Regions from separate parts of the Mus musculus genome. Here regions 1, 2 and 4 are each linked to region 3. A link is a loop called in an ENCODE intact Hi-C map of the cell type or tissue named here. Cell type or tissue: heart. All regions are shown on one strand. Each heading gives the region's core, and the rest is flanking DNA. Links, peaks and the distances in the headings are about the cores only.

What was found. Hi-C counts contacts between places; a loop is a spot of excess contacts. Peaks named below come from ENCODE experiments on the same cell type or tissue, not always from the same donor. Only the 100,000 strongest peaks of a DNase experiment are listed, where the experiment ranks them.
Region 1: a loop joins it to region 3, with 2.7 times the contacts of the local background. A loop is called at or near these places in 6 of 42 quality-filtered maps.
Region 2: it touches region 3 in a loop (2.5-fold over the local background); 2 of 42 quality-filtered maps call a loop at or near these places.
Region 4: it touches region 3 in a loop (2.4-fold over the local background); 6 of 42 quality-filtered maps call a loop at or near these places.

The regions. Positions count from the first base shown.
Region 1 is chr4:11,713,797-11,719,846 of GRCm38, reverse strand. It overlaps Gem (GTP binding protein (gene overexpressed in skeletal muscle)), which reads right to left. Exons shown (of 5, transcript NM_010276.4): 5 at 4,854-6,050. Among named protein-coding and RNA genes, the nearest start is that of Gem, 12 kb to the right of the region's middle. In heart, for the core only: no CTCF peak of the experiment used is centred there; a DNase peak (open chromatin) is centred at 3,446.
Region 2 is chr4:11,867,263-11,873,312 of GRCm38, reverse strand. No RefSeq gene overlaps it. Among named protein-coding and RNA genes, the nearest start is that of Pdp1, 96 kb to the left of the region's middle. In heart, for the core only: no CTCF peak of the experiment used is centred there; a DNase peak (open chromatin) is centred at 3,412; H3K27ac peaks cover 246 bases.
Region 3 is chr4:11,627,888-11,633,937 of GRCm38, reverse strand. No RefSeq gene overlaps it. Among named protein-coding and RNA genes, the nearest start is that of Gm11832, 16 kb to the right of the region's middle. In heart, for the core only: a CTCF peak has its summit at 2,782; no DNase peak of the experiment used is centred there.
Region 4 is chr4:11,701,223-11,707,272 of GRCm38, reverse strand. Gem (GTP binding protein (gene overexpressed in skeletal muscle)) reads right to left here and starts at 2,826. Exons shown (of 5, transcript NM_010276.4): 1 at 2,707-2,826; 2 at 1,032-1,368. The coding sequence starts at 1,359. In heart, for the core only: a CTCF peak has its summit at 2,940 (motif pointing right); DNase peaks (open chromatin) are centred at 1,832, 2,882, 3,542 and 3,872; H3K4me3 peaks cover 2,243 bases; H3K27ac peaks cover 2,443 bases.

The DNA.
Region 1 (6,050 bases), core at 2,134-4,633, 85 kb before region 3:
ATGTCCCCAGTAGGATACCAGAGCATCATATGAAAGCTGCACATTTTCTTTACTCAGACACCCATGTGGGGCCTCTGGGTGATGCTCACAGGACCACGCCTCAGCATCTCTCACACGTCGTGATTTTTCTTACAGCCTAATGGTAAACTGGAGGTTAAACACATTATGGAGTAGGAGATGCAGGGACACCTTGGCATTCACTTACTTACTTATGTGACCACTGCCTCAGTAAACCTAATTGAAAGTGGCCTGGGTGAAGTTTCTGAATGGGGATGTTCCTCTTGGATGCTCAGTGTCCTTGGTGTGCTCTGAAATACTTTAAGCTACCGATAGCCTCTCCATTTGGAGAACACAAATATTGAAATGTGAAGTAAGATAAGAGTCTGGTTGTCTCATTGATACGTGAAGCTAGTCTGTATTCAGCTCTCCAACATGAGAATACACAGTACTTAAAACTTTGTCTTTGCTTTCAGTACATTGGTGCCCTGTATAGAGTTCTTCACTTCCTTGTGGATTCAGCCAGCCAATCACTGGAAGTGTAGGGGTACCTGTAACCCACATCCTTACTCCAGTGAAATCATGGAAGTTGGGCCTTGCCTGACATGCATCTGGCCTGCTCGTGCAGCTTCTGTGTCTCACCTAAGCCCTTCGGTTCTGATATCTGGCATTTGTGAGGACCAGGCCTTACTACTTTGCTAGTACGCCACATGTAAATAAATCTATGCCGCTATGCATATGAACTCTAAGTGTGCTCTCTAACATGCATACCACATGTAAATAAATCTATGCCGCTATGCATATGAACTCTAAGTGTGCTCTCTAACATGCATACACATGTAAATAAATCTATGCCGCTATGCATATGAACTCTAAGTGTGCTCTCTAACATGCATACACATGTAAATAAATCTATGCCGCTATGCATATGAACTCTAAGTGTGCTCTCTAACATGCATACACATGTAAATAAATCTATGCCGCTATGCATATGAACTCTAAGTGTGCTCTCTAACATGCATACCACATGTAAATAAATCTATGCCGCTATGCATATGAACTCTAAGTGTGCTCTCTAACATGCATACACATCCTAAGAGAACCTCATCAGCACTTGAAGGACTCTGCAGAAATCACCTCACTCAGCACTCAGTTCAAAGCTGTTGCTCACCTGAGGAGGATCTCTCCTTCTGGTTCCAGCCAGCTTCCTCAATCCCTGAGGTGCCCTGAAGTAGCAACAGGGGCACACCGTGTTTGGGAATATTAGTCATTTAAATTGCTTCCTGAACCAAGTCAACACTTCCCAGTTTGAAACTCAACATAACCTTGCAACTTCTCCCTAGCTTATCTGTTCACTTAAGTCCCTCCCACTGAATGAGGAAAGAAAGAAAGAAAGAAAGAAAGAAAGAAAGAAAGAAAGAAAGAAAGAAAGAGAGAGAGAGAGAGAGAGAGAGAGAGAGAGAGAGAGAGAGAGAGAGAGGAGGGAGGGGGAGGGAGGGAGGGAGAAAGGAAGGAAGGAAGGAAGGAAGGAAGGAAGGAAGGAAGGAAGGAAGGAAGGAAGGAAGGAAGGGGAAGGGAAGGGAAGGAAAGGAAGGGAGGGAGGGAGGGAGGGAGGAAGGAAGGAAGGAAAGGAAGGAAAGGAAGGAAAGGAAGGAAAGGAAGGAAAGGAAGGAAAGGAAGGAAAGGAAGAAAAGGAAGGAAAGGAAGGAAAGGAAGGAAAGGAAGGAAAGGAAGGAAAGGAAGGAAAGGAAGGAAAGGAAGGAAAGGAAGGAAAGGAAGGAAAGGAAGGAAAGGAAGGAAAGGAAGGAAAGGAAGGAAAGAAAGGAAAGGAAGGAAGGAAGGAAGGAAGGAAGGAAGGAAGGAAGGAAGGAAGGAAGGAAGGAAGGGGAAGGGAAGGAAAGGAAGGAAGGGGAAGGGAAGGAAAGGAAGGAAGGAAGGAAGGAAGGAAGGAAGGAAGGAAGGAAGGGAGGAGAAAGTAAAGGACATGACTGCTCCTAAGTATGGTGGAGGAGAAAGTTTATTGTAGATAAAAGGGAAAGCATAGCCAAAGGCAAAGACAGGGGTATCTGGGGAAGTCTAGAGTGGACATAACCAGACTGAGCTGGGCCATGTGGGGAGAGAAGGTGTGGGAAAGTAGAGAGGGAACCGGGTACAGCAACCAGGAGGCCAAAGGTACAACAGAGGCAGGTACCCAAGATGTCTGCATTACATACAGAAGAGCCTCTGGAGAATGAGCAGCACAGCCCCCGGGCTGGAGAGTTCAGAGTAAAGTGGTATGTCAGCCATACTCTGTAACAAGTAGGGACTGAGGGATGCTAGGAAAACCAGGAGGCCAGGTCTACTTAGATATGTTAAACTGGCACCTAGACCACTTGCCCTAGGTTTGAAACTTAGCATCCACCTCTTGAAAGACAAATTAATAAGTAAACAAGACATTCAGGTCGCATGACATTCTTGGGAGTTGAGAGGCATCTTCCAGATGAATGGAGTGGGGCTCAGTCAACTAAATGACCCATGGTGTTAGTTTTCTAGCACTGCTGAGATTAGCTTAGTGGCTAAGACAACAGGAATCAATGCTATTGAAGTTCTAGGTGCTAGAACTTGGATCACTGTCATTTGAGACACAGATCCTATGAAGTCTTTGGAGAAAACCCTTCCATAGCTCTTCCAGCTTTGGTGGCTCCAAGAAGTCTTCTAAATGTAACTTTATTGTCCCAACCTCTACACGGTAACCTTGTCTGTGAGTCTCCTTTGTACCAAGATCACTCTCATACACCATGTCTGTGTCTATCTCTCTCTGTGTATCTGTATGTCTTTGTCTCTGTATATCTGTATGTCTGTGTCTCTGTGTATCTGTATCTCTGTGTATCTGTATGTCTATGTCTCTGTCTCGGTGTATCTGTATGTCTGTGTCTCTCTGTATCTGTATGTCTATGTCTCTCTCTGTGTATCTGTATGTCTGTGTCTCTGTGTATCTGTATGTCTCTGTCTCTGTATGTCCGTGTCTCTGTCTCCCTCTCCTCTCCCTCCCTCACTTTTCACACAGCAGTTACTGTCTTTCACAGCACACTTCAGGTTCTTGTCTTCAGTCACCATCCTGCCTACTCCCCACCATTATGGACTATACCATAAGCTTCTTGAAGGCAAGCTGTTCTGACCCATCCTTTGTTCCTTAAATATGGCTAAATGAGGTTTTTTGTGGTTTTTTCCTCTTTCCAACGATGCTGTCTTTGTTCATTGGGGACAGTCAGATTTACTGCTCATGAGGTTTCCAAGGATAAGCACAATGTCTTAGTCATCACTGCGTTCCCAGCAGCAAGCAGTGCCTGGTGTGTGATAAGCTTGTGTGAGAGGAGGGGCCTGTACTGCAGCAGAGGGGAAGGGTCACAGTTCTCCCAGGTGGTTCCATGGGTCTCATCCAGTCCCACAGGCACTTAGTTCTTTTGACATTAGAGATGAGAAGATGAGGCTGGAAGAGAACAGTGTCACTCTCAGTGGTATCTACTGTGCCAAAATTCAGGTCTGTCTGACTCTAGAGCTATAACTCTTAAGCAAAAGCTCTCTGGATTGCAGTGTAGCCCCATGATCTACAACTTGGGCCAAGCTGTGAGCCCTGGCAACAACGCTGGCCAAATCTCTGCGCTAGGAAGTCTGTCTTCTGTTAGCCATTGAGGGGAGGAGGGACTTGTCTGAAAGAATTTAAAGGGAAGTTGAGTTTTAAAACAGGGAAAATTAATAGCAAAATGTATATGTGTCATCTGTGTGTGCTGTTTGTAATTTGTATAGTTTTATGTGTTCACAGTATGTATACCAGACAATGTGTGTTGTATGTGTGTGCGTGTGAAGTAAAGAATTCTGTCTCCCTCACTGAGTCACAAAAGGTCTGTGAAATTCACAAGGAAACACCATGAAAGTTCAAACCAGTATAAGGTGCTTCAGTGAAAAGTAGGGGTGTTGAGGGAAAAAGGCATAGTAGTCTCTGATTTGAAGGGGTTTCCATTTGAACTTAGAAAAACAGACTCATAAAGCCAGTTCTAAGCTTCCCAGAAGGAAGGATATACAGGACCAAGCAATGGAAGTTTACATTTCCCAAGCCCTCCCCACCCACCCCCCACAACCCCCATTGCACAACACAAACAGATGTCACTCTCACAACCACTTCAGAAGGATGGTGAGCAAGCCCATTTCACAGATGAGAAAGCTAGAAATGAATGTCAATCCAGAGATACACTCTGGCTTAAGAGAAGGCAGAGCCAAAGTCCATCCCAGGCCTGTGCAGCCTGACTCTTTCCTGTTAGCTCCGCTCCCTGTGCAATTCCCAGGAGCAATCCAAAGGCATAAAGCGCACAGAAGGGAACCTTTGCCCTCAACTTGGAAAAAAGGAGCCAAACAAAGCATGGTGGCTGCCTATGAAAACTACAGGAGCTTGAGACGGTTCGGAAGACTTCCCGAGTATCACCATCAGGGTATCTACAACCTCAGAAAGACAGTGGGTTGGAAGAGAAGAAGTGTGTAGGGGGAGCCAGAAGAGAGCAAAAGAAGACCACCAGAGCCTTCTGTTCCAACAAGGGTAACATACTGCCCTTGCAAAACTGCCCTGAGAGCCACGCCAAGCCATATTAGTGGCTGAGAGGGCAATTTGGTTTAAGCTTTGCTTGGCTAGATCTTAGGCTGAAAATCACTAATCACCACTGCGCAAGCACACACACACACACACACACACACACACACACACATTTTTAAATCCCCCCTAATGCTTTAGTGAAGCCTAAGACCATGAGCCTTCAAGGGACAAAACGAGGTCCATCTGTCCAGTCAGGAATTTGCCAGACCAAAGTAGAAGGACAATCGGCTTTGATTCTAGCTCAGCTTTATTTGACCCCAAATCCTTCCCAATTCAATCAGCCAGAAATAACTCTTCTTTTCTATGAACCATGATTCCAAAGGAGAGAACTTGGGGATTCTTAAAAAAAAAAAAAATAGCTAAGGACTTAGCTAATGGCAGGGGAAACTGTCTGTCCCTTGGAAACACAGCTTGTTCTAAACACCAGAGGAAAAGACTCATACTTGTCTTATGCATGGAGGATAGCAGAATGCTTTCCTTTTCAAAGATTTTATTTATTTTATTATAAGACATATAGGTAAAAACTTGAATACTTTGAAAAATATAAAAAGGTAATAAAACAGACATTTTCTCAGTAAGAAATATGCTCATAAATATGCTTTATCAAATATTAAAATGGTTATTTGCAAAATAATAAATATAATTCAGCTGTGGCATACAAGAAGCAACCCAAAGGATGGGGCATGTTTATGTTTTGGGGGAAAAACAGGACTATATTTAAAATTTTGCACTGCAGGTTATCAATATAGTTGAGATTTTTTTAAAAAATATTTTATGATAGCTTAATGATTTAAAAAACAGCAAGACATAGAAGATGATTTGACTAAGTAGAATTTGGCAAAAAAAAAAATAGTTTCCTCAAAATAAACACTTCTACGACACATAAGTAAACAATTTTTTGAACCTATAAGTAGTACACATATCAGCTCCTAAGTCTACAAATCTCTGTGGTCTTTAAACAAAAACTGTTAGTAAGCCTCAGTTTCCAGCAAATTCTAACAATTCTCTTCACTGGAGCAGAAATAGTCACAACTGTGATGAGGCCAGCTCTAAAGATGTCGTTTCAGGGATATAAGTATGCAGTGAGCCCTTCTCCTTCCAATAAACTACCACCATTTCCCTACATTTCTATATGACCCAAGGACCTCGAAATCACATGGAACAACACTGAGGAAAAAAATATTCTGCTGTCCAAAGGAGAGAGAAACTCATGTGAACCCGAAGCGTGTCTTAAATGAGTCTGAGACATCCACGTAGCAGGTCAAGCTTTTCCTATGAATAAATACTGACTCTTGACAGAGCTCATTCATTGCCCGTGCACTTGGTTGCCCACAAGGCTAACCTGTTGGTTTCCATCTGCCATAGGGGAAGTTGCGTCTAACAATGCTTATGTATCCAATCTAATATAGATCACTGGTCCCAATAGCCT
Region 2 (6,050 bases), core at 2,090-4,589, 240 kb before region 3:
TCTGAGTCTAATACACCACCAACTGCATGTTCATTAGTATCGTCATGAGACTTGTTTATTTTTTCTGAGGCTCCCCATAGATACTCAAATCCATGGAACTTCTAGTCCCTTGTAGTAACAATATTTTCATAGAGCCTACCCACATCTCTCTAGTCCTACATACTTTAAATCATCTCTAAATCACTTATAATGTCTGTGCAATGTCCTTCCTGTGTGAATAGCCATTGTGCTGCATTGTCTAGGGAACAGGGACAAGAAGAAAGCCTGTATATACCCAGTGAAGGCACACTTTAGTTTTAGAATGTCTTCAACCCACAGCTGGCTACTTTTATCTAGTTGAAGGATGTGAGTTCCGAGGACTGACTATATCTTAATTACCTGGATGTTTTGAACCCTGGGGCTTAGGTAAGGAGGAGTCCGGGCATCCAGCTTTTGCCCACCGCCATGCCTACTCTAAATGACCCTATGTTCTTGGAGGCTGGGAATCACAGGCTTAGACTGATTGAACACACTGTGCTGCTGTATCCTGCAGTGACTACTTGGTCTTCTGAGGTGGCCTCGGCATCACAGTTTTAACAGGATCACACCTGCTTCTCATATATCAGGGCTCCCAGAACCACCCTTTTCTAAGTAGTTCTTCCAGAGGCTTCTGAGCCTGGGAACTTGAGGCACATTCTTGGATCCTGCTCTGACCTCACTAACTCCAACTTCCGTATATGAATCAATGAGTTTTCACAAACTCCAGTGAACTAGAATTTTCTATAATCATAAAAAGGAAAACTGGATCTCTCCTTGCCCCCTTCCTCCTTTCTGAGAGCAAGACCCCGTGTTTATGTCTGAGTTTTATAAGATGTAGAGAGACCACTCTGAAAGGCACAGTGCTTGACACAGAATCAGAGGTGCACAGGGGAGAGCTTGGCAGAGCACACAGAGCACACGCTTGTTTCCCATCTGTAAGCAATGACATGACTGTGGGAAGACAACAAGGGGAAGCACAGCCCGAGATGGGAGGATTTGGAGTGGGTTCTTGCTAGGACTGCTTCCCGACACTGGGAATCTTCTGCCAGGCTTGCCTAAACATTGGAGTGCATCTGGTGTTTCTAAGTGTTTGCTGTCAAACTTTCTCAGAGCCTGGGCCAGACTCCTCTGGTAACCAGGGAACAACCCCAAACTGTGGGGAGCAAGAGATCTGGGCCAATGTGTAAAACCCCACTGGGGCCTCTCCTCTGCATCATTACCTTTTGAGACAATAGTGGAGAGCTGGGATAGGGACATGGGGGAAGGAGAAGACACAGTGACCATGGAAGGAGCTCAGGTAAGAATAGAAACTCTCAAGGCCCATGTGGCCATGTCCAGGAGAGTGGCGTGTTTGGGGTAGAGCAATGGCAGGGAGACTGCAGTTTCCCACACCTGCTTCTCCTCTTCCTCCTTTCCAACTATAATACATATCTTAAGAGAACATGTCACCAGAGTGGCTCATGGTGTGTAACAGACTAAACTACGCTCAGATACCTTCAAAGTAATATGTTCCACAAAATCATAATCAAAGCAAATAGTAATGACAGCCCTTTTAGTAATGACATATGTTCCTTGAAGGAATTCTCAACGATATTCTCCAAAGCAAATATTTTTTAAAAGGAATTTTTGACACAAGGAACTTATGTTGTGACAGGAACAATTATGGGTCCCTTTGGTGCTGGGGCTAACTGCTCAGCAGTAAAGAGACCCTAAAAAGAAGACACAGTATGACTGACATGTATCCACTGCCACCTAGGTTATCACAAGTGGTCTTCACAGTGATTCCCCTGACTCCCCTTATGGTAGGAGACATTTGCCTCCTGAGAACTTCACTAAAATGTCAGTTCAAGTCCGTCCACCTAAAATGTGCTGATTCTGTAGCCCTAAAGCTACATTATGCATTGCATTGTTCATAGAAATTTCCAACTGGAGCTACAATAGATTTGAAGGATTCCCTCTGAGCTTTACTGTCTATGACTACTCTATAACTGGGCGCAAACACAGAACAACCTGATCTCTTGGCATTCTGTGAGTGGCACCCCAGTTCATGACACCTGGTGCATCAGCATATGCCAGCAGCAGCATCCTCTTTATCACCAGTATCTCTGCTTCTGTATTTATTTTCCCTCTGTGGTGGGCAGGGCTTCTCTAGTCTTTCTAGGACCCTGGAGAGAATGGTCTTATCAGCCTTGGGTGCACACATCAGAAGTATAGTATAAGAGTGTGGGTTGCTGTCTGTCTCTCACACTCGTGACTCTTTTATGAAGGAACATCACTGAGTGTTCTGGTTCCTAACACTGACCCTGCTGTGCCTCACAGATACCAGGTGCTAGCAAAGCCTAATGTCGCAGAGTGCCTGAAGGCAGCTCTGCCTGAGGGGTAGGGAGTCTCTTGACTTTCTTGGTTATGAGAGCAGAGAAGGAGCACCAGGAGCCACCAGGCAGAACAAGGCTCCTTAGGCCCAGGGTCTGCAAGGGCTGACACAGATCCACTCCTTCCAAAAAAGCCGTGACTTTGGCAAAGAGGTTACACGAAGCTGGGGACAGGCAGGGCTTGCAATGTTGCTGTCGATGTGACGACACTTTAAACCACTCTCATTTATGAAGAAAATGAAGTAGAAGATGCTGAGCCTAGAAGGAAGAATGTCTGCTCTAGGCTGGGCACATCATTTATTATTTCATATAATTCTGAAATGCCCATTATAGAACATCAATTGTTCCACATCCTCCTAAGAGTTAACATTAGTAAGCCTTTGTTGGTTTGGCTAATCTTAGTGGGCATACCATGGAAGAGTGTCTGGAATTTCTGTCAGTTAGAGAGGTTGAATCCTTTTTGGAGGTTTGGTCTGTTTCCACATTTTCCTCTTCTGGAAAGTGATGTATTTGTACAATCAGCTTCTCCTAGATTTGCTCACCTCTGACTTTTAGGTCTCTCTGTGCCAGTGGAGGAGAAAAGGGAGGGGTTACAAGGTGTGGGAACAGGGGATGCTCCCCAACTTCTGAGATAGAGAAAGTTGAAATCGTTCTCTCTTCTGAGGCACAGGCTGGCAGCATGGTTGCGGGTTGAGTTCGAGAGACACGTCTGCCTGGAAACTGACCAGGGTGGACAGAGCCAGGTGAGGCCTAAAGCCCAAGCTAGAATCCTTTCCTGTGGTGATTCCATTTCTCCTGAGCCTTCAGTGAAACTGTGTGCACATGTGTCACAGGCCGATGTGACACAGAGAAAGTCTGAGGAACAGCAAGTTTCTGGTGTAAGTGGTAAGAAAGATGTCCTCACCCACAGTAGCAGCTTGGCTGCCCCCTCCCCCACCTCCACCACTGACTGGTAGAACTTCCTGGGGCCTGTGGTGTCCTGCTTTTGAAGCACATTGACCCAGAGGACTGGAAGACAGAGACAAACAGTTATGCCAGGGAAATGTCAACATGGAAATTCCATCGCTATCCAAGGCAGGGCTTCAGAACCAGAAGGCCCGGATACATCTGGGTCTCGGCCAGCCAAGGCCTAAATTAGACCGCACTGTATTTGTTTGTGTTCAGGGCATGCCCAATTTTTAAGCTGAGGTAGAATTCATGTAACATTTAAAAAACTAACCACTTTAGGGTCTGTAATTCCATGACATTGGGTGCATTCAATACTCTGGGCCACCTTCATCACTATCGAGCACTAAAATAGTTTCCTCTTTAAATGGACTGTTTTGAGAGCAGTTTTAGGGTCACTGCAAAAATGAACAGAAAGTAAGAGCTTTCCCACATAATCCCTGCCGTCAGCCCCGGTAGTCCCATCCCCCGACCGGACAATGTTGCCACATCACTATGATACCAAGTCCATAGCCTACATTAGTGGATTAGTCAGGGTTCTTTAGAGAAACAGGACCAGCGTGCATGGGATTTATTAGAGTGACTTATAGTTTATGGCCCAACTATTGCAACAATGGCTGCCTCCTGATGGAAAGTTCCAGAATCCTTCACAGGTGAACCCGTCAGCTTGAGTTTTATTTAATTCCAGATGTGGCCAGGTTGACAGCAAAAGTAGCCATCACAGTTAGAGTTCACTTGTGGTTGTGTACTTCCTGTACAAATATCCAATGGCATGTATCCATCATTACAACATTATAGAGTTTCCCTGTCCTGAAAACCCTCTGTGCCCTGCTTCCCTCTCCCCGCCTCCCACCCCTGGGAACACGTGAACTTTCTGCTGTCTCCCTAGTTTTGCGTTTGCAGACTATTATGTAGATGAAATAGTAGAGCGTGTGCTTTTGCAGTCCCATCTCCTTCACTCAGCAATACACATTTCATTTTCCTCTATGTCTTCTTGATAGATCATTTCTTTTTTAACACTAAGCAGTATTCCATTGTCTGAATTTACCATACTTTGTCCTCCAAGAGACTGAATATTTAAACAGTAGCTGTACACTTTATGAAAATAGAGCTTTGGTCCTTGACCTGCAGCAGCCTGTCCTGGAAACCAGCTCCTTTATTATCAGAATAAACAGCCATGAAAGCCAGCTTGACATAGGTCAGAGTGCTGGATTGCTTTCTTGTGGCAATCCAGGAAGATAAACAATAACTTTTGCAACTGGCCTCAGATGGCCCAGGCGAGATCAATAATTACAGCTTTTCTATCTCTTCCAATTTGAGATCAACCAGAAGAAAATAAAGATGCATCCCTAACCAGTCACAGGGGAGACCCACTTCTAGTTTTCCCAGCTGCTGCTTCCCCACACCAGCAGCTTCACTTTGGACCTGCTCGAGAGGATGGCCCAGCCTTTCCCACCTTTGAATATCTGTCAAGCTGCTGCTCCTGACTCTTCTGCCTCACCAAGTCCAGAGTAGATGCTGTTTGCCTTTCCATTTGGCCACTTACCTTTACTTCCACACCGTTCACCTTCGGAAGGATGTCTTGATTGCTTCTAAGCCTGAGCGGTTAGGAATAAAGCTAATTCTATAAAGACCTGTGTGTGAATTTTCAACAGGACACTGAGTTTCCATTTATTTGGTGGGATACTAAGAACTGTGATTGTGCGTATTATGCATAGTAGTATGTTTGGTTTGGGAAGAATTTGTCTGTTTTCTAAAGTAGCCATATGGTTTTGCAGTCTCATCAATAGTGAACGAGAGTTCCTACAACTCCAAACCAGTGCTATTTGGTCTTTTGAGCCTTTCTAACAGGGATGCAGCTGCGACTCTTGCCTTGTGTTTCCCTATGGCACAAAGTTGGGCACCTTTCCTGGGTTTGTTTGTCATCTGTGTCTCCTATGGTGAAGTACTTGTCTGCTGTTTTAACTGGGTTGTTTATTTACTTATTGTTTACTTTGAGAGTTCTTTGCATATTTTGGATCACAATCTTTTTTAAAAATTAGATAGGACTTCTAATTAGATAATTTTTCTCACAGTTGTTTGAATTTTCAGTCCCTTGATGGGATCTTTCACATACATTTTATAACATGCAGCTTATCAAAAATTTCTCTCATGTATATTTTAACAAAAGGCTTTACTAATACTGCTAGAGAGATTGGAAAGGTCTGAAGACTCCTGTGACAAGAACTAGGGGAAAAAGACAAATTTACTTTTTATGAAACCACAGTTACTAAAAGTCAAGCTCCTCTTCGTGACCTGTCTGCTCAGTTCATGAGCTCAGCAGAGTCTGCTCGTGAGTTTCCTAGTGAGGGAGGAGGGCAGTTTTCTGGCTAGCAGGATGGAGATCCTCGGTAGTCTCGACATAAATAGGCACGAGGATCTAAGGTTCAAGCCCAGCCTGGGTAGCATATCTAAGTGCTGTTTGAAGATGAGGAATGAGGCTGAGGCTGTCACTTGGTGGTAGAGCATGCTAGCTCAAGGCCCTAGGTTGAATCCTCAGTTTGGGAAGGGGGGAATCAACTTTTGAAAACTAGAGAACATACATTTGTGGATTCCACCAAAATGTGTACCCAAGAATTCTATGAACTTCTAAGGTGTTGGGTACCACTTTCCCCAAGCCTAGAAAACAGTACATTTACTCTCTGAAGGAGAGCAGGAGAGTGAGGTAAGTTGGAA
Region 3 (6,050 bases), core at 1,378-3,877:
AGGTCTACTACACCACCCTGTCCACTCCTCCTCCCACAGAGGACAACACTCTTCCTTCTGCCATCAGGAGGAAGTCTTTCACAAGGGAGTTTTAACAACACTTTTAAGATCCAGAGCAAAGGTTAAAGTGACGTCGTCACACCTGTTTCTCATGTGCCTTTAACTCAGAATGGCCAGTGTGCCATTGTGACATATAGGGAAACAGACGGCAGTCTAATGATGATGTTGTTGATAAAGGAGGATGTGTGAACAAATACATACAGCCAAGAAGTGTAGGCAGGAGCAACAGAGGGTTGCTAGGCAACAGAGGGTTGCTAGTCGCCATCACTAATGGTGCATGCTTTACAGAGCCTTGATAGAAGAATGAGCAGGCCTGCTTTTGTCAGCTGCAATTTGAACACAATTTACTCCTATTTATAGATATTCCCCAGCTTAGGAGTCCTTAAAGTTCTCCACACAGGCACCAGTTGATGAGCTCTGCCTCTGTGGGGCTCCAATAAAAAGATCTTTATGGTCAGTGGCCATGGGGTGGCTGACAACCGGGCAGCTTGAGTCAGCGCCCTAGGAGGAGCATGTGACCACAGTGCTGCAGAAAGGAGAGTGTTGGATCCTTGGCTTAGGGATTGCTTCCAAGGGAGACCTGGAAAGCCTTTCTGAGAGGTCGTGGGCCAGAGCCAATCAGATCTTCAGAACACTCAACAACACTCAGGGGAGATAAATATAGTTTTGAGCCCTGCAGAGGACCCCACCCTTATCTAAATTTGAATTTCAAATTGTTTGGCAAAAGCTAGCCAGGACTTGCTTGTGTTCCTAGGTTTCTATGGATATTATCTGTGTTACACAGGACACCCTAAATATCAGCTAGAATTTCACTTTTTATTCACTGGAGGTAAAATATAACATCACCTAACTTGTACAGCAAATCTGAGAACACAAAATTACCTCATCAGCACTTAAAGCAGAGAGGTTTTGAGTTGTGAGTGGTATCTTTTGGGTATGTCCAGTTAACAGGCCTATTCACCAAAGGAAATAAATCGACAAATCAGACTCCATGAAAAGGTCTAAAATTTGTGTGTAGAAAGGCAATTTCACCAGAGTAAAAGGGCAATCCACAGAATGGAAGGAAACTTGGAAATCGTATAATCTGATGAGAGTTTAGTGTCAAGAATGTATAGCGAACTAAAGCTCAACAAAAATACACACTAAGGAAGGCCATGTCAAGCTGTGGACATGGGCCTCCATTCCACAGCAAAAGGCTCAAGTCAAGACTAAGGCCAATGTAAAGAGATACCAACTGAAATGTATAGGACAGACATACGTGCAGGAAAAACAGTGCATATCTGCAACACACTACAGCAAAATGTTTTTTGTGGGTTTTTTTTTTTTTTTTTTTTTTTTGGTTGGTTGGTTGGTTGGTTGGTTGGTTGGTTGGTTGGTTGGGACTTTTTTAGTTTTTCCCCCCAATGGTATGTTTCTCCTTTTTTGTTGTTTTTATTTTTATTTTTTGTTTTCTTTGGGGGGATGCAAGGGCAGAAGGCAGAAGGAATAGGGGGAAATGAGTATAATTGGGGCACATGATGTAAAATTCACAATTAATCAATAAAAAATAAGCAAAAAGCTTTTTGCCAAACAGTTTAAAAGAATTAAAAAAAAAAAAAGCCAGGTGTCTTTAAGCCCAGCACTTGGGAGGCAGAGACAGGTGGGATCTCCAGGTTCGAGGCCAGCCTGGTCTACAGAGTGAGTAGTGAGTTCAGGTTATAGGACAGCCAGGGCTACACAGAGAAACCCTGTCTTGAAAACCACACACACACACACACACACACACAAGCGAAGGGATCAGACAATGTCTTCTGGCCTTCGGGGGCCTTACATACATTCACAAAACACTCATATACATAAAATCAATATATGAATAAAATTGGAATAATTTAAACACTCCTTAAGAACAGACAAATCAATAGTAATTTTTAAAAGCGCCTTTTCCAGCCTTGATTGTGATGGTGTGTGCCTGATCTTCCTGCAGCTTGTTATGCCATGTTTGGTTGATGTCCGCTGGAAGGCCTGCTCTTTTCTGAGAGGTGATATCTGGGGGAAAGGGGCAGCAGGGGGAGAGGCTGAGGGTAGGGAAAGGAGGGGAAACTGCAGTTGGGATGTAAAATATGAGAGAAGAATAAAAAAGAGAAAACTGTAGAGATAATTGTTACTACTTGTCGCCATTGTCCAGCAGTGGGTAAGAATAGATTCTGTAAGTGTTGATATGACTGGGTGATCGTTCTTAAAACAGTGATTCCTAACTCATTCCTCACATCAAAATTACAGAAAACAGAACATGAAGAAATTAAAGTAAGCACCTTTTAATCTAGCTACTTCACAACACCAACAAATCTAGAATACCCCCAGCATTATAGGACAAATAGTGAATGGGTAGTAAGACTGGGAGATCTCTTATGATTTACTATTTGTTTAATTTTTCCATTTATCCATCTAATCTATGCAGTCCCTGCAGCATTATCCACTGTACTGTTTAAAGGCTCAACATGTCCTGGGCCACCGATCATGTTTCTCTTGACAGCAGAGCCGTGTGTGGTTGACTTACACAGTGAGCTCTCCTCTGGAATCAGAACCTGACTCCATGTAGACCAACCTACAAGACTCATTCAGGAAGACAGAAAATAATAACTAGGTGAAGACTTCATTGCCTGACCATATGAACCCTCCACATCTAGATGCCCTCAACAATGCAGCCATGAGGCAGTTCCTGCTGCTGCCTGAGGGGGACAGCAGCAGACACGGCCTCTGTTAGAGGAGTCTCGGGGCATGTCTTCAAGCATAAGTAATGTAAATAAAACATGCGTTTCGTTTTTTTACTACTTATGGAATAAACATCGTCTGTTTTGTTTTCTATGTTATCTGACAGCTGGAAATCCTTTAATAATTTTTAAGAAAAAAAAGTCTTACTAGAACTCTCCTGAAACTATCACAATCAAATAGCAAACCATTCATTATTATAAACGCTTGTTAAAAGTATGTTGCTCTTACAAGAAAATCAGTTGGTGATTAGGTGTTACTGTTTCAATATTATTTATATCATGTTTTATAAGGGTTGCTCATTTTTTTTCACAATATTTTGTATTGATTATTTGGAAATTTCATATCATGAATTCCAAGCACACTCTCTTCCCAGTCTTCCCAGGTCCACCTCCCACCCACCCTTGTGACCTCCCCCTAACTCCCTACAAGAAGAGGGGGAAACCAAGTCAATTTGTGTTGCCCATATACTCACTAGAGCATGATCAAACTTCTAGTGGCCAGTTCCTTAATAAAACTGAGTCCTTCCCTGCCCTCATCCCCCCCACCCCCCCAGAAGGCATCAGCTGTGGAGAGCTTCACTTCAGTATCCTTATCACAATTTTAGGAGTTCTCTTTGGTAGATTTCTCTCTAGGTTTTTACTACTTGGGGATGGGGGGGTGGGTAAAGGTTGTCACAGAAGCCTTCTATGTCACTCTTTCTCAACTGTGAGTCTGCCATCATCAATACCATGGCAGCCATAGCTTTCTTGCCCTTCACAATCAGCAGGAGCCCAGATCATAGACTCAGACATGGTTTCTGGATACAGCATGGACCACAAGACATCCACATGGTCTCTGGCATTAGCACATGATGGACTTCAGCATCTTCTCCAGTGGCAATACAGACCATAGACATCAGTACTGCCTTCTGCTGCAGTAGGAAGGCAGACCCAGACATGGTCATCGATGGCAGCACAGACCAGGACATCACCATAGCCTCAGGTGGCAGCGCAGGTCACTCGAATAAATATGGCTCTCAGTGGCAGCAGGGCTCAGAGACATTGTGATGGTTTGTATATGCTTGGCCCAGGGAGTGACACTATTAGGAGGTATGGGCTTGTTGGAGTAGTTTTAGCCTTGTTAGAGTGGGTGTGACCTTGTTGGAGTAGGTGTGTCACTGTGGGTATGAGCTTTAAGACCCTCAAGGTAGCCTGGAAGTCAGTCTTCTCCTGTCTGCCTTTGGATAGAGATGGTAGAACTCTCAGATCCTGCTGTGCCATGCCTGCCTGGGCACTGCAATGCTCCCACGTTGATGATAATGGACTGAATCTCTGAACCTGTAAGCCAGCCCCAGTTAAATGTTGTTCTTATAAGAGTTGCCTTGGTCATGGTGTCTGTTTACAGCAGTAAAACGCTAAGACATAAGTTGGTACCAGGAGTGGGGTATTTCTGTGATAAGCCTGACCATACTTTACTCAGAAAAATGTGGATTTTGAAAAGCAGTGGGATGCTTTAAGTGGGGCTTAGTGGGCCATCTTAGTAGGAATGTGGAAGAGTTTATTGCTGAGAGTTCTACAGTTGCATCCAAAGGCAGACAGGAGAAGACTGGTATACAAGAAGATACAAGGGTCTGAAAGCCCACAGTGACACACCTTCTCCAACAAGGCCACACCTCCTAATAGTGCCACTCCCTGAGCCAAGCATATACAAACCATCACAGACATCATCAACATGGCTTCAGGTTGCAGCACAGACTATGGACATCCACATGACCTTTGGTGGTAACACTAGCCATAGGCACCAACACAGACCCTGGCTGAAGCAGGAACAGGGACCCAGACAGACATCAGCGTGGCCTCAGGAGGCAGCTCAGACCCAGTACATCTGTGCGGCATTCAATGGTACCTTGGGCCAGGGACATCAACATGGCTCCCAGCTGCTGTAAGATCACAGACATCCACATGAACCTCGGGCTTCAACACAGTCTGAAGCAGTGGACCGTGAATACCAAAGTGGCCTTGGGGGACAGCACAGACCATAGAGGTCTTTCAAGAGAGGTCTTTCAAGCAGGTTCATTCCAAAAATTGATCTGTTCTTCCTCTTGGACACCCTGCTGTTGCTCAGAACCATGGCAACTGTGCAGCTGGGGAGCCTGTGGAGGGGGCAGGGGGAGGGGCTAAATTGGAGTGCAAGCTCCAGGCTGCTACACACCGCCCTATCCCCTATCGTCCCTACTTGGCAACTACATGTGTCTCCCCCCCCCGCCCCGCCCCCACCCCCACCGTCCACCGCAGGCCTCTCTCACTTCTATTACCACCATAACATTTCTAGTTCTGCACCCTCTCCACCATTTGCTCACTGCTCCGTTGCTCTCTTTTCTATCTCTGTATGGAATATTTGTTCATTGTGACACTGGAAACTGTGGGTGTCATAATACACACACACACACACACACACACACACACACACACACACACACACACACACACTAGCCAAGATGGCTGTACTTGCAAATATTCATTGCAATGAGTCTTTGGTTCACGGTTTCTGGTTTCTGAAGCACCAGACATACTGGACCATTGCTGGCCCCTATTGGAGAACCTGCCAGAGTCATGGTGATCCTGCAGCTCTGGTTCTGCAGGACCGGCCCTTTCACGTGCTCCGGCGGCTCGCAGATGGTGTAGATGTTGGGGTAGACTGACTCAAAGCACTGGATCTGGGCCCAGATTGTAGCTGAGTTGGTCAGCTGTGGCTCGGTACACTTTCTGTTTAATTAAATAATTTACTGCTCATGGCCCTTCACCCACACAAGGAATATAAAACCCGGACAATATAAAATGTTAGAGAAAATCACACCGTGGGGCACATGGATAACTGAAATGGGTTATAGCTTTTATAGCTATCATAAGGGAAACAGGAAGACAGTATGCGAAGGCTGATGAGACAACTGTGAGCTGTTGCTGCCCCCTGCAGGCCATCCACCATAAAACAGCATTGTATATACAAATAGTTCTGGCCAGGATATGCAGATAATTAAAGTTACAGATAATAAATTAACAATATTTTATATAGTTAATTCATTAGTCTTAAACTTTTTCTTCGCATTTTTATTACATTTATTTTCACGGTGTTAGGAGGTATGTCATAGCCTGCGGAGGTCAGAGAACAATTTGTGGAATCTTCTCTCCTACTGCGTGGGTCCCAGTGGTCAAACTCAGATCATGAGACCTAACAGTAAATGCACCTCCCTTACCCACTGA
Region 4 (6,050 bases), core at 1,470-3,969, 73 kb before region 3:
TTGCACACGTTGAATAGAGAGAAATGAGACGCCACTAAGCCATCTTTCCCGAGCTTACTCCTCTCATTTTAACTGAAAGTGGGGACAGACACTGAACAATCCTCCCTCCATTTCTACAGCTGTAATTAGGGGGTGCAGCTGTTCCAGGTACATATACTGATGTTGGAGCTCTAGCTGAAGGACATTGTATGACAACAACTGGCTACCCAGTTGTAATTTCCACCCCAGAATATTAAAAAGCTACCACCTGTTGTTGTGTATGTATGTTTGTACAAAGTGGGTCTAGAAATAGGTAAGAATTAAATAAATAAATCCTGGAAATAGGTCATATACAGAAAATCATCTGGAGACCTGTCAGGCTCTATGCAGGGCATTTATCACCATCTTCATAGCTCAGTTTTTTAAGTTATTATGCTACTTCAAGTACAGCATTTGACCTACTTACACTTGCAAATGCTTCTAATGTTAGTGGAAGCACACTAATCGATCCACTCTAGCAGGTTTCTTTCCCTTCCAAATCGGTTCGGTTTTATGCATAGTCACAGAAAACGTTCCAGTAGTGAACTCTCCAAAACCAGTCCAGGGTCAAGTCAGCCTTCTTGGACCCCTCAGACCTGACCTTCAGAAAGCCCCTTGATAACTTGGGTCAACAGATTTGGTCCTGCGTACATGTATTCCTCCTGTCTTGTCTTTTTTTGTGCTTGAGGCTTTGTGCCAGCAGTTAGGCCTCTGTCACCATCTCAGTATTGAGAAGGTATAGGTTCTCCTAATCCTAAAGATACATTTTGTTTCAATTTGTTGTTTTTTTTTTTTTTTTTTGAGACAGAATCACATAGCCCAGGTTAGCCTCAAACTCTTTTTGTATCTGAAGATGACCTTGAGTTCCTAGCCCTTCTGCTTCTTCCTTCCTGGTGCTGGGATTGCAAGTGTGTACCATTATGCCTGGCTCCCAATTCTGCAGAAAAAATGACCCACTCCCTCTCACTCTTTCTGCTTACAAGACAGAAGCCCACCGGGGCTGGGCCACCTACCTCCCAAGACCTCACAGTCGCTGTCCATGCTGTCATGCACACCTGCAAAGATGTTGGCCAGGGTGGACTTGCCCACTCCTTGCTCCCCTATAAGCACTACTCGGTAGTAGGTGTTTCCAGACTCAGAAGAGATGACCGAGTCTGTGGAGTCGGACGACCAGCTCCGCCGGCAGTGCTCTTCCGGAGCAGTAGAGTGGCGGTTTCGGAGGTTGCAGGGGTGGGGATCCTTCTGGACCATCAGATGCCTGGCATCAGCAGGGATACTCCAGCGCTGCTGTGGCTGCATGCCCACAGTGCCTTGGCGCATGGTGACATTATTCAGAGTCATTGCGGGATCCTAGGAATCAGAGCAGTAAAGATGGCAATATGATTAAGAATGAGCCAGGCCCAGGGGCGCTCAACACAGTTGTCTTTGGTGCTTCATTTGATGGGTATGAATTCTTAATGTAAGAATCAACCACTAAACTGTCCCTAAGCCTAGAAAGCAAAATTTTCAACAACAACAACAACACACACACACACACTCAGTAACTAGCTTCTCAATCAGGCTGTCGTTTGTAGTAGCAGTAACACCATCCATCCATTGCCCATAAGCTCCCTCTGTCCTTAAAGGAGCTTTGGAAATCCCACCGGGAGTTGGCACAGAGGCAGCTGGAAGGAACCCATTGCCTCCAGAAATGACATTACCATCAGCAACAAGTTAGAGCTGCTGGGCACCAGCTGGCCAGGTTAACTGTTCTTGTCTAAACATGGCTCTTAATTGCCCCCGCATCCTGCAGTCTTGAGCCTCAGTGGGAAACACGCGGCAATGACATCACTCCCCTGGCTGGACTGGACAGGCACTTTGGGGGAACTTCCATGTTTAGTAAGGTTGCCCTGATGTCCTCCAGCTGCCTGACTGAAGAGGCCGTTATTTGGGGAGTGGGACAGTTTCTGTTTGAGTGCTATGCCTCAGCTCTACCCTCTTATCTACAGAAACTGTTTAGCGTAGCAGCCCTGAGGCTGGTTCTTCTGAGAGGGGAAGGACCTGCTCACATTCAGACACATCACACTTGTACAAAAAGGGCTTCATTCTTAAGGAACGTCGTCCACTCCATGATTTTTTTACTGTATATAATTATTTATTTTAAAAATTGCACCTTTCTGACGTAAATTAGAAGATCAGAGACTCAGTGAAAAGCCACTCAACAACTTCCTACAACTTTTTCCTTGCAAGACTGCCTTGCCTGACAGGCAGTCTGTTCTGCCAAGACTGCCCGAGATAACCGCTCTATGGTTTTTAACTCAGCAAGCTCCCCGCGTGAGCGCAAGGATCACGCTCAGCTCACACACCCTACTCCATACATCACACCTATGCCACGATCCAGAACCAGCCGGTTTCTTTTTAAGTCTTAAAAACAGTCCCTGGGTTGACAGACTTGCGACAGCAGACCTTGAAGTCTGCCGCCTGGCCACCTAATCTGTAAGGTGACACTCCTCCGAAATTGAATTTAGAAACCCCCATCAGAAGCGCATCCTTTGCGCCTGAACTTCTTTCTCCCACGGCAGAACCCCCGGTACAGACCTAGGGAGTCTAGGGACTGGCTGCCTTCCTAACTTAAAAAGTTCGGAGACCAGGAACGCCCCTTCCCACAGAGGCTCCCACTGGGACTGCCCCTCAGCCATGGCCCCTTACTTGGCTGCACTGGGCGCTGGGTGGGCGTCTGCCGTCGATCCGCCTGCTGCAACGCCTGACGTCTGCGATGCGGGCTCCGCAGTCCGAGGCTGTGTGATGTCCGCTGGCAGTGCCGCCTCCTGAAGCCTCCGCTGCCCGCCGCCGTTTATAGCGCGCCCGGCAGCCCCGCGACGGGGCTTTTCCGTGACGTCAGCGCTCCCGCCGGGAGGGGGCGGCTCTGCAGCAAACTGAGTTGCAGCCACTTGGCTAAATCAGTTACTCGTAGTCATGTGACTCCCCTATCCCCTTGAGGGGAGTGAGGGAGAAAAAAAATGACAGTTCAATCGTTGATTTTGTTTTATTTTCTTTTTATCAGGTGGACACTGGAAAAATACACTTAGTGCTACTTAATCGCCCTTCCCAGCAGAGCACTTGTAAGCTGTCTGAATAAAGGATGAGGAAAGAAACAGGCCCAAGCCGCGAGTCCAGCTTTGCCAAGAAAACAGATCCGTCTGAGTGAGCGGGACTCCGGCCTCCAGGATGAGGCTACAGCCACCCTGAGTGGACAGACCACCTTCAGAGCATGCTCTGAGAAGCAACCAGGCCCTTCCTGCTTCCTGACTTCTTATCTCTGACTTGGGACATACTGCTTTGTTTCCTTCTTCTGGAAGAGATCCAAAAGAGAAGAGTCGGAGGAAAGAGTAGGGGATCTTGAAAAGGGGCAGGTTGGCTCCAAGCAGCTTGTGCTAAACACTGCCATCCCCCTGTTTTGGCCACAATGCTGAATCTCCTCCATCAGAAATTTAATCACACCCCAATCAGCGCATCTCAGAACCGAGCTGCTCAGCATGGCTGGAACTTTGGCCTAGAGCCAGGACTTCCCAGCCATGGGGAGATACAAGGAGGCTCAATCCCCTGAGAGAGCCCTACTGCTTCTATCATTTGCTAAGATTTGCAAAGACCTGTGGTTCTGGTGGGCCTGGAGAACCTTGCCCTTACTACAGTTGTGGATTGAGAACAAGAGGCCCTGCAATGAAACCTGCCTTAAGTACATTTTAAACTGCACTGCTAAGTGACCTCTTCCCCAGGACATGGGTATTTCCCGGGGACGTGGGCATTTCCCACATGCTGTGTTTAGAGTCCATGCTAGCCTTTCCAACACATCCATCTGCTTCTCCAGCCAGCTTCTGCTGTGGGTTGGCTGGCGGCCCCTCGGGAAGCAGCCAGCACCAGTGTCTATTGGAGTGGCTGGGCTGCTCTGTGGTTACAACGGTGTCACGAAGGCATCTATGCGATTTGGGAATTATCCAAGTGACCAGCTGCACCTCAGGTCTGTCAGGGACCAAGCTGGCAAAGGTAGAATCCACCAAATAAGAAAGATGGAGAGTGCCTTAGTCTCAAAGGCAGAGCCCCAAATTTATTTATGCACAAGGAAGATAAGAGCCAGAGCCAGAATAGACTATAGTTTGGCCACTCAGGAAGACTTTAGGTGGCCAAACTAAAGTCTATTCTGGGTACCATAAAGCTCTGGATACGGCTCTTCACCAGCCACGTTTTTCCTCAATGTTAACACGGTGGGAAGGGACACGGATGTAGAAAGAAAATGAGGAAAAAGGACTGGGGGGGGGGGGGAGAAGAAAGATGGAAACAATGAGGGAGATGATGGAGAAGGAAGGAGGGGCAGGGAGACAACTACCCAACTGTGAATACGTCTCTGAGGAGAGGCATTTCCACGCAGATATCCACATTTCCTCCCAGGTCTATTGCTCTGGCGACTGTTCTCAACAGAAACACTGTGGTGTCTGTAAGCAAATCACACCATCTCTTAATCCTACTTCTTCACACTGATAAGAATCTCACATTGGGGGATGGGGTAATGGCACATAATTTAAAATAAATTTAAAAAAATAAAAAAGGAGTAGCAAGAAGCTCACATTGGGGAGCTGTGAAGATTGCTCAGTGGGAACGTGCTGCTAAGCGAGCACAGGACCTGAGTTCAGACCCTTGGCACTTACACAGAAACCAGGCATCGGCCACAGGAATGAAGCTGCAGTGCTGGACTGCAGGACAGAGATGAGCAGAGACCAGCGCTGGCCAGCCTAGGGAATGACAGGTGAGGGAAAGACTCTGATTTATAAAACAAAGTGAAAAGCAACAGAAAACATCCAAACAGTCCCCTTCTGGCCTCTAACCATCATGCAGAGGCAAGCACACAGGCAAGCACACACACACACACACACACACACACACACACACACACACACACATACACACACACACACACACACACACACACACACGAACACACACACACACACGCACACACACGAGCCTCACATTAATACTATAACTGTGTGTCTGGGCAGTATCTTGAACTGTTTCCATTGGCATACGTAAAACACTCCCAAAAATGTAAAGGGTGGAGGGCTCATTCCAACCTTCACATTTTTTTTTTTTTTTTTTTTGGAAAGAGGAGGTACAAAAATGATATGTTTAAAGAAAAGAGTCTGCCTTTCTAAATTGTCCCACAAGAAGCCAGACGCTGACAAATGAGAAAATAGTGATGTAAAACAGGTTCCAACCGACTGATAAGTGAAAATTTAGAGAGAAAAAAAAACACACCTGCAAAGCACAATTGAGAGTCAAATTCTATCAGAGGCCCAAGTAGCCTACCCAGGATGCCAGCTCCTAGACCCATCTGAGGGTCTGAAACTGCACAGGAAAGGCAGAGTCACGGCGTCTGTGCAAGTAGCAAGGTCTGAGGAGGAGAGACTGGCAGCCTCTTGCTGGTTCTTGTTCTGTGGATATTTTCTCCATATTCTTTCTGCCAGCGTTTGAACGTTCCCTTAGGTCCTAGCAAAATGAGCAGCTGGAGTCTAGCAAGGCAGCAGGACCTAACACAAGAACAGCAACAAAAATCCTCTTTCTAAGCAATGAACACAGGCTTCAGCCCTGTTGGACCTCGAAACATCTCCTGCCTACACAGAGGCAACACTGGGGAACGGCCTGATAACAGCTCTGTGTAGCAGAGCTATGCTCGTTCGACCCTCCCGACACTGCTGTTTCATTTCTAGCAGGGCACATGCACCTCTGCTCCACAGAAGCCTGACCAGTCCTAGGGGAAACTACACAAGTCTCTTCCTATCGCCCAAGACCTTCCCTGGGTCACATTTCCCTAGTGAGTGAGGCTCCTTTCTCTCCCTCTCTTCTCCAAGTCTGAACAAAGCCCTGAGTGAGATTAACTTGGGGCCTGCCCATGTCACATGCTCTGCCAGCCTGGAGACTTGGGCAGCAGCTTCCAGTATTTTAGATGGGATGAAAGAGGGAGGCTAGACGTAGAGAAAGAGCAAACTCCTTTCAGGATG